Linked DNA regions of Homo sapiens: region 2 is linked to region 1. A link is an interaction called in ENCODE POLR2A ChIA-PET data of the cell type or tissue named here. Cell type or tissue: A673. All regions are shown on one strand.

Evidence for each region. Peaks named below come from ENCODE experiments on the same cell type or tissue, not always from the same donor. Only the 100,000 strongest peaks of a DNase experiment are listed, where the experiment ranks them.
Region 2: POLR2A ChIA-PET joins it to region 1 with 5 read pairs; 3 of 35 experiments call an interaction of 5 or more read pairs at or near these places.

The regions. Positions count from the first base shown.
Region 1 is chr1:51,954,452-51,958,451 of GRCh38, forward strand. All of the region lies in intron 2 of RAB3B (RAB3B, member RAS oncogene family), which reads right to left. Among named protein-coding and RNA genes, the nearest start is that of RAB3B, 34 kb to the right of the region's middle. In A673, a CTCF peak has its summit at 3,230 (motif pointing left); DNase peaks (open chromatin) are centred at 920, 1,590, 2,260 and 3,350; H3K27ac peaks cover 3,789 bases.
Region 2 is chr1:52,312,517-52,316,516 of GRCh38, forward strand. The region is part of intron 13 of ZFYVE9 (zinc finger FYVE-type containing 9); the gene reads left to right. Among named protein-coding and RNA genes, the nearest start is that of CC2D1B, 52 kb to the right of the region's middle. In A673, no CTCF peak of the experiment used is centred here; no DNase peak of the experiment used is centred here.

The DNA.
Region 1 (4,000 bases):
TAAGCATATATTAACTTATACATTTAAGAAAAAAACTAAATCCTTAGTAAGCACTGGCAGTTGCTATTCTTATTATTATTACCAGTCCAGGGAGAAGGAAGTATAGGAAAAGCATGTGAACCAACCATGAGTGGATCACTGTTGTAGCTGGAGGACAGAGTTCATGTACTACTTATTCTCCCTACTCGAGTGTGTGTTTGAAATTTTCCATAATAAAATAGCTTAAAAAAATAGAGAAGCCTGAAACAGCACAGCATCTGGGGAGAAAGCAAGCAGTTCCATTTTCAATGGTTTGTAAAATACCATATTTCATAGATTCTCAGATGTCCACTTTTTCACATTTTAATATCTTTAAAAAAGGATGTATCTTAGAATTGATAGCATCTTAGATTCCTGGAAACATAGTACTTAAAATAGTAGACAGGAGAGGAAGTAGGAAGTGAGGCTGTAGCTAGATCACGGAGGTCTTGAATGCCAGGTCAAGGTGCTTGGATGTCGTCCTGACGAGAACAGAAAGCCACTGAAGGGTTTAGTGTGTCCAACATAGGGCCTATCACCCGGAAGACATTCAGTTAGTGTGTGCTAAATAGTAAGGCCACTGAGGATCAGGTCACTGCTGCTTCTGCCAAAGGCCAGGGGGCGTTGACCTTTATGAGCGAAGTTTGAGGCCTTGCCCTCCCTCTCCTTCTTGTCATCTCATGAGTTCCAGTTCTCTCCCGTTTTGCAGGGCAGAATCATTGGGTTGTATATTAAGGTGATTTTTCTCCCTCTAATCCCCCAATTACTTCTATTTTCCTGAAAACAATAAATATTTCTCCAGAAGCTGAGCCAACACCATAGCCGATGTGAATGCCCACAGCCCTGGGTTCTACAGCACCCTCTGACATGACATTCCAAAGCCAAAACCTTGGCTTGGCACCTGGCCCAGGGACTTACTCTTACTTACTCTTTTTTTTCTTAGACAGAGTCTCCCTCTGTCTCCCAGGCTGGAGTGCAGTGGCGCAATCTTGGCTCACTGCAATCTCTGCCTCCCGGGTTCAAGCGATTCTCCTGCCTGAGCCTCCTGAGTAGCTGCGATTACAGGTATGTGTCACCACACCCAGCTACCCAGCTAATGTTTATGTTTTTAGTAGAGACAGGGTTTTACCATGTTGGCCAGGCTGGTCTCAAACTCCCGACCTCAAGTGATCCGCCAGCCTCAGCCTCCCAGAGTGCTAGAATTACAGGCATAAGCCACTGCGCCTGGCCCCAGGGACCTATTTCTGAACTCATTTCCAAATGGAGACACAAGGAGTTAACATATACAGAGCAGGCAAGAGGAGTTCAGAGACTTAACTAGATAGAGAAATCAGGAGTCCAGGATCCCCATCCTACCCTGGGCTGTTTTCCCTCTGGTCTCATAGCTGCTTTCTTTCAGGAGTTGGCCCAAGTCACCATAGCAGACGAGTCCCCTGAGGATCATTTGCATACAGGTGGCAGAGTGTTCTAAAAATAGGATCAACACTCATCTCCACAAAGCAAATGCCTTGAAATTTATTTACAAGGGACAGGGGACAAACATCTGAGGAGCGAGGAAGAGCCTGTCAGAGGCAGCCTGACAATGAATGGCAAGGGAGCCACACAGCTGTAAGGCTGGGAGGCAGGAGGCCTGGGTATGGTTTAATCCTACCACTAACTTGCTTTGTGGGCTTATGAATACTGTGCACCCTGCGCCTTGGATTCTCCTCTTTAAATAGGGATATTAGACTAGATTACTTTTTTAAGGCCCCTTCTAGCTCTAAGGAGTCAGGATAAATAGTAATAATTGTTATAATCAAATAATAATAATTGTTAACACGAATTGAGTACTTACTAAGTGTCAAGCACTGTGACAAGCACTTTTCATGCACTACTTCATCAGTCTTCATAACCAGCTCTTTGGAGTAAGACAAATAAACTGAGAGGCACAGGGAGGTTAAGTACTTGCCCAGGTTAGCAAATGTCAGAGCTGGGAGTTTAACCCCTAAGTTATACTGCCTGCTAGGATGCTAAACTTATCCCTGGTTTTCTAACCTAACAATTTCACTGCCTTCAGCTCTTGCCACCCCTCTCCATTCTTTTCTCCTCAGGTTCTGACCAACCTGGACAACTCCATAGGCCCCAAACATTGTGTTCCTCTAAGTCTCAGTGCTTTGCTCATGCTGCACCCTCTGCCTGGATCAGCCTTTTCCCCTTCCCTGCCAAGGCAGTCGCTAATTACCATTCCAATTCAGCTCAAATGCTTCCTCCTGTATGACTCGCATTTCCTCCCATACCCACAGGCAGAAATAATGACTGGCTGCCATTTGTTTAGACGGGCTGTGCCAGGCACTGTGCTAATTCTTACAACTTTCTGAGCGAGGTCCCATTTTCATACTTATTTTACAGATAAAGTAATGAGATTCAGAGATTAAACACCTTGCCTGAAGCCATACAGCTGGTAAAAGACCCGAGCCAGAAAGTCAAACTTCACAGCCTTCCTAACTTCTCTTCTATCCTCTCTCCAATGAAACTGTGTATATGAATTGCCAACGTGCTTGTCTTTCCACCAGACTATAAAATCTTCTAGTGGTTTTTATGTAAAGTCTATATAAACTCTTTTCATGGTTTTGTCTGTTTGTTCTTGAGTGATCAAATGAACTGCTGGGAGATAATCTGTAGCAGCACAACTGGTGGAAAACTTAGGCTAGAGTCAGGACCAAACCAGGAGGAAGAAAAAAACGGTGCAGGCCCTCACTCTGTCGATCTTTTCCTGCCACTTTAAATCCCTATGGGAACAAGACAAAAATATATTTTAACAATATTCCCTGCACTTTGGCACCCACTTCTGTCCTTATCACATCCTCCAAGAAGCCTCTTAAAATTACCCTCATTCTCATCCTCCCCCCTTAATTTTAGTGTTCCTTCAGCACTTATGTGTCATTTCATTAAACACTGTAAGCACTTAATGAACAGACAGTGTGAAGGGCAGCAGAAAGAGTATGGATTTTGGGGTCAAGCAAATTCTAGCTTTGCCACTTCTTGGCATGTGACCTTGGACCAGTTGCTGTCTTTGACTTTCTGAGCTGCAGATCTGTTAACTGCAAAACAGGTTTCATAATAATATCCTTTTCTTGGTATTGTTGGGAGGATAAAGTAAGATAAGTGTTGTGACAGTGTGTTGGTAAAGTTCTGTATAAACAGTCGTGTTCATTTAATTTACTGTTTGCCCTCAGTAATCTGCTGCTCTTCCCCCTGGTGTCAACACCCAGAATGGGCCTCAGATTCCTGGTGAGCTAGAGCTGTAGGAAAGTGAGAGGAGGGAGGAGCCCAAGAAAGCAGGGCTAGGAACCACCTGAGCAAACTTCCGCTGGAAGGAAATTAAAGGGCTAATTAAGCCTCCGTTGGTGGTAAATTTCCAAGCCAGCCTTTGGGCTCAATCAGTTGACACGGCAACACACCGGTGGGGGAGGCCGGTATCCTGAGAGGACATATTCTCTCCTCACAAAATGGCACCTCGTGGCAGCCTGAACACAGGGTCCAACCTCAGAATTGCCACCAATTTTCTCTATCTTCCCTTTCTCTTCTCTCTTACCTTCCTTATCTCTTCCTCCCCATGTTCTAGCTGAAGAACCTGAGGGGTTCAGCCAGGCACAGAGGAGGCTGGGATGTCCTGGGATGGCTCTAGTACAGCATTTAATTGTTGACTGAGGTTAGGTGTCACTTTTTATATGCAGAAGTAGGGTCCAGTAGGAAGATCCCAGGCAAGGGAATGAGTCCCAAAAGCCTGCATTCAGGGCCCACTTAGTCCATTTGTCAACTTTAATAAAGTACAACCCTTTACCCTCTGGGCCTCAGTTTCCTCAAGTGTATAATGAGGATGACAAGACCTCCTCTTGTGATCAAATGAGATCTCATATGTATCAGATGATCAGACTGGACTGGTGTCCACAGTGGTGCTGAGAGGAAAGCCGGTAAGAAAGTGGCATACTCGGCCGGGCGC
Region 2 (4,000 bases), 360 kb after region 1:
TGGGAGCATCTTTTTGGGCCTTCCTCCAGCCCCAGATAACTGCTCAAATGACAAGATTCACATCAGGCAGGTGTAGGAGCTGTCCTGGCTTAGAAGTCTTATTCCTGACAGCAACCAATATCTCTTGGAAAAACTTCATAGGCATAGATTCCAGGGTGTCTCTAGGGGACTTGCTCTGCTACAAGAGTGACTATTGAAGTAAGACCAAAGTTATGGCTATCTATCAGGGGTGTACGGTTCTCCCTGTTCAAATATAATTTATTATCTTTCACTTTTGCCCATGTTGGAATAGTAAGGATTGATTGTATGGATTGAATTGTGTCCCTCTAAAGTTCATATATTGAAGTTGTAACCTCCCAGTACCTCAGAATATGACTTTATTTGGAGAGAGGGTCTTTACAAAGGTAATCAAGTTTAAATGAAGTCATTAGAGCAGGTCGAAATCCAATATGACTGGTGTCCTTATAAGAAGGGGAAATATGGAAACAGACACACATATAGGGAAGATGATGTGAAGAGACATAGGGAGAAGATGGCCAACTACAAGCCAAGGATAGAGGCCTGGAAACAGATCCTTCTTTCACAGCCCTCAGACGGAACTATCTCTGCTGATGTTGATTTTGGGCTTGATTTTGGACTTCTAGCCTCCAGAAATGTAAGACAATGCATTTCTGTTATTTAAGCCATCCAGCTTGTACTTTGATATAGCTGTGCAAGCATGCTATCACACCAGTCCACCTTAAACAACTAAATATCAAGACAAAGTATGATAAAAACAAAAGATAATGGGCAGAGAAGGTGAGTCTTCTGCTTACCCTATCTTACTGCCTGTAGTTTTCAGGCCATAGAGCGGGTAGGGGAAACCCAAACTGACTTAGAGGTCTCCCTGACTTGAGGAGACAGAGTTGAGAAATATAGAGAGCCTACGATGGTTAGAATTTGCAGGACCGATTGCCAGAAGTGTTTTAAAAATTCAGGAGATCTGGAAAGATTTCTGGAGTCTTAGCTGATTACTTACTAGTCAGTGTGTCTATACGAGGAAAGCACTGCAAAGAAATGGGTAGAACAATTCTCACAGGGCCAGGAATAGTTTGTATTCTTACCAGCCAGAGTGACAAAGGTTCTTGTACTACATGGGCCACATTATGTCTAATGACTCAAATTATGTACAGATTCAAACTGCTCTGATCCTACCTAATAAGCTTTAAAGAAAGCTTGAAAAGGATGAAAGAATGGGCACATTAAGGAGAGCTATGGAAGATATAAAAAAGACCCAAATCAAGCTTTAAGAAATGTAGGTGGCAACGGGATGAAAAGTATGTTGGATGAAATTAAATGCAGTTTAGACAATGCTGAAGAAAAAACTCGTGATCATGAAAACATAACAACAGAAATGATCCAAAATGAAACACAGAGAAAAGGCTGAAAAATTAAATAAACAGCACGTCATCGAGTTGTGGAATGTCAGGCAGCCAAATTCTGTAATTGAAGTACCCAAAGGAGAGAAAAGGTGGTGGACCTAAAAAATATTTGAAGAAACAATGGTTAAAAAATTTCCAAATTTAATGAAAATTATAAACTTACAGATCCAAGAAGCTCAATGAACCCCAATTGCAAGAAACAGGATAAAAACTACATTAAGAAATGTTATGATCATAATCAAATTGTATAAAAATTCACATAAAGAGAACCTTAAAAGCAGCTTGAGGGAAGAAATCTTCCTTATATACTTAGGTATTTTGCAAATACAAAAGTGACAGCATATTTCTCATGAAAACAATGCAAGTTGCAAGACAGTGCAGCAAAATCTTTAAAATGCTGAAAAGAAAAACTGTCATCCTATATTTTATACCCAGTAAAAATACGTTTTAAAAATGAAGGCAGGCTGGGCGCAGTGACTCACACCCATAATCCCAGCACTTTGGAAGGCCAAGATGGGCGGATCACTTGAGGCCAAGAGTTCGAGACCAAACTGGCTAACATGGTGAAAGCCCCATCTCTACTAAAAGTACAAAAGTACGCCAGGTGCTGTGGCTCACGCCTGTAATCCCAGTAGTTTGGGATGCCAAGGCGGGTGGATCATCTGAGCTCAGGAGTTCGAGACCACCTAGGGCAACGTGGTGAAACCTGGTCTCTACTAAAAATAGAAAAAAATTAACCGGGTGTGGTGGCGCGCGCCTCTAGTCCCAGCTACTTGGGAGGCTAAGGCAGGAGAATCACTTGAGGCAAAGGTTGCAGTGAGCCGAGATTGCACCACTGCACTCCAACTTGGACTACAGAGTGAGACCCGGTCTCAAAAAGAAAAAAAAAAGCAAAAACCGCCAGGCGCGGTGGTGGGCGCCTGTAGTCCCAGCTACTCAGGAGGCCGAGGCACGAGAATTGCTTGAAATCTGGGCGGCAGAGGTTGCAGTGAGCTGAGATCGTGCCACTGAGGCAAAGCGTTTTCTCGGATACATATAATTTATCACCAACAGACCTGTTCCACAAGAAATGTAAAGTCCATCAAGGAGAATACCAAATATTGGAAATCTGGATCTACACAAAGGAATGAAAAGTGACAGAAATGATAAATTTATAGGTAAACATAACATCTTTTTAAAAGACAATTAACTGTTTCAAATTAAATGTTTGGCCGGGTGCAGTGGCTCATGCCTGTAATCCCTGCACTTTGAGGGGCTGAGGTGGGAGGATTGCTTGAAGCCAGGAGTTCAAGGACAGCTAGGCAACAAAATGAGACACCATCTTTACAAAAAATACAAAAATTAGCTGGGTATGGTGGCACATACCAGTATTCCTAGCTACTCTCTAGGCTGAGGCAGGAGGATTGCTTGAGCCCAGTGATTGGAGGTTGCAGTGAACTATGATCACACCATTCCACTCCAGCTTGGGCAATGGAATGAGACCCTGTCTCTAAAATAAAATAACATATATTAAATAGTAATGTATTGCGGAATTTATACCATATGTAGAGACAAAAATGTAGAACGGTAACAAAAAGGCCAGGGAAGAGGATATGGAAGTATATGACATGTGATGTGGTATAATTTTACTTAAAAGTTTATTGATAAGTTAAAGATACGTAATATAAACCCAAAAGCAACCACTAAAAAAATCAAAATGGGTAGGTATATCTAATCAACAAAAATAATAAAATGGAATCATAAAAGAAGGCTGAAAAAGATAACAAGAGATGGGACAAATAATAAATAGCAAGATAGTAAATTTAAATCCAGCCATATTAAAAAAAATGACTCAAATATAAATGATCTAAATACCTTCAAGTAAAAGGCAGAGATTGTGAGACTGAATAAGGAAGATTCATCTGTATGTTGTGTAAGAAACATACGTATAAGAAAAACACGGCCGGGGCTGGGCGTGATGGCTCACGCCTGTAATCCCAACACTTTGGGAGGCCGAGGCAGGCAGATCACTTGAGGTCAGGAGTTCGAGACCAGCCTGGCCAACATGGCAAAACCCCGTCTCTACTAAAAATACAAAATTAGCCAGGCATGGTGGTGCATGCTTGTAGTCCCACCTACTCGGGAGGCTGAGGCAGGAGAATCACCTGAACCCAGAAGGCAGAGGTTGCAGTGAGCCGAGATCCTGCCATTGCACTTCAGCCTGGGCAACAAGAGTGAAACTCCATCTCAAAAAAAAAAAAAAAAAAAAAAAAAGAAAAGAAACCACAGCCGGGTGCAGTGGCTGATGCCTGTAATCCCAACACTTTGGAAGGCCAAGGCGGGTGCATCACCTGAGGTCAGGCGTGTGAGACCAGCCTGGCCAACATGGTGAAACCCCGTCTCTAGTAAACACAAAAATTAGCTGGGCTTTGGTGGTGGGTGCCTGTAATCCCAGCTACTCGGGAGGCTGAGGCAGGAGAATTGCTTGAATCTGGGAGGTGGAGGTTGCACTGAGCCGAGATCACGCCACTGCACTCCAGCCTGGGCGACAGAGTGAGACTGGTCTCAAAAAAAAAAAAAAAACTAAATGGGTAGAAAAG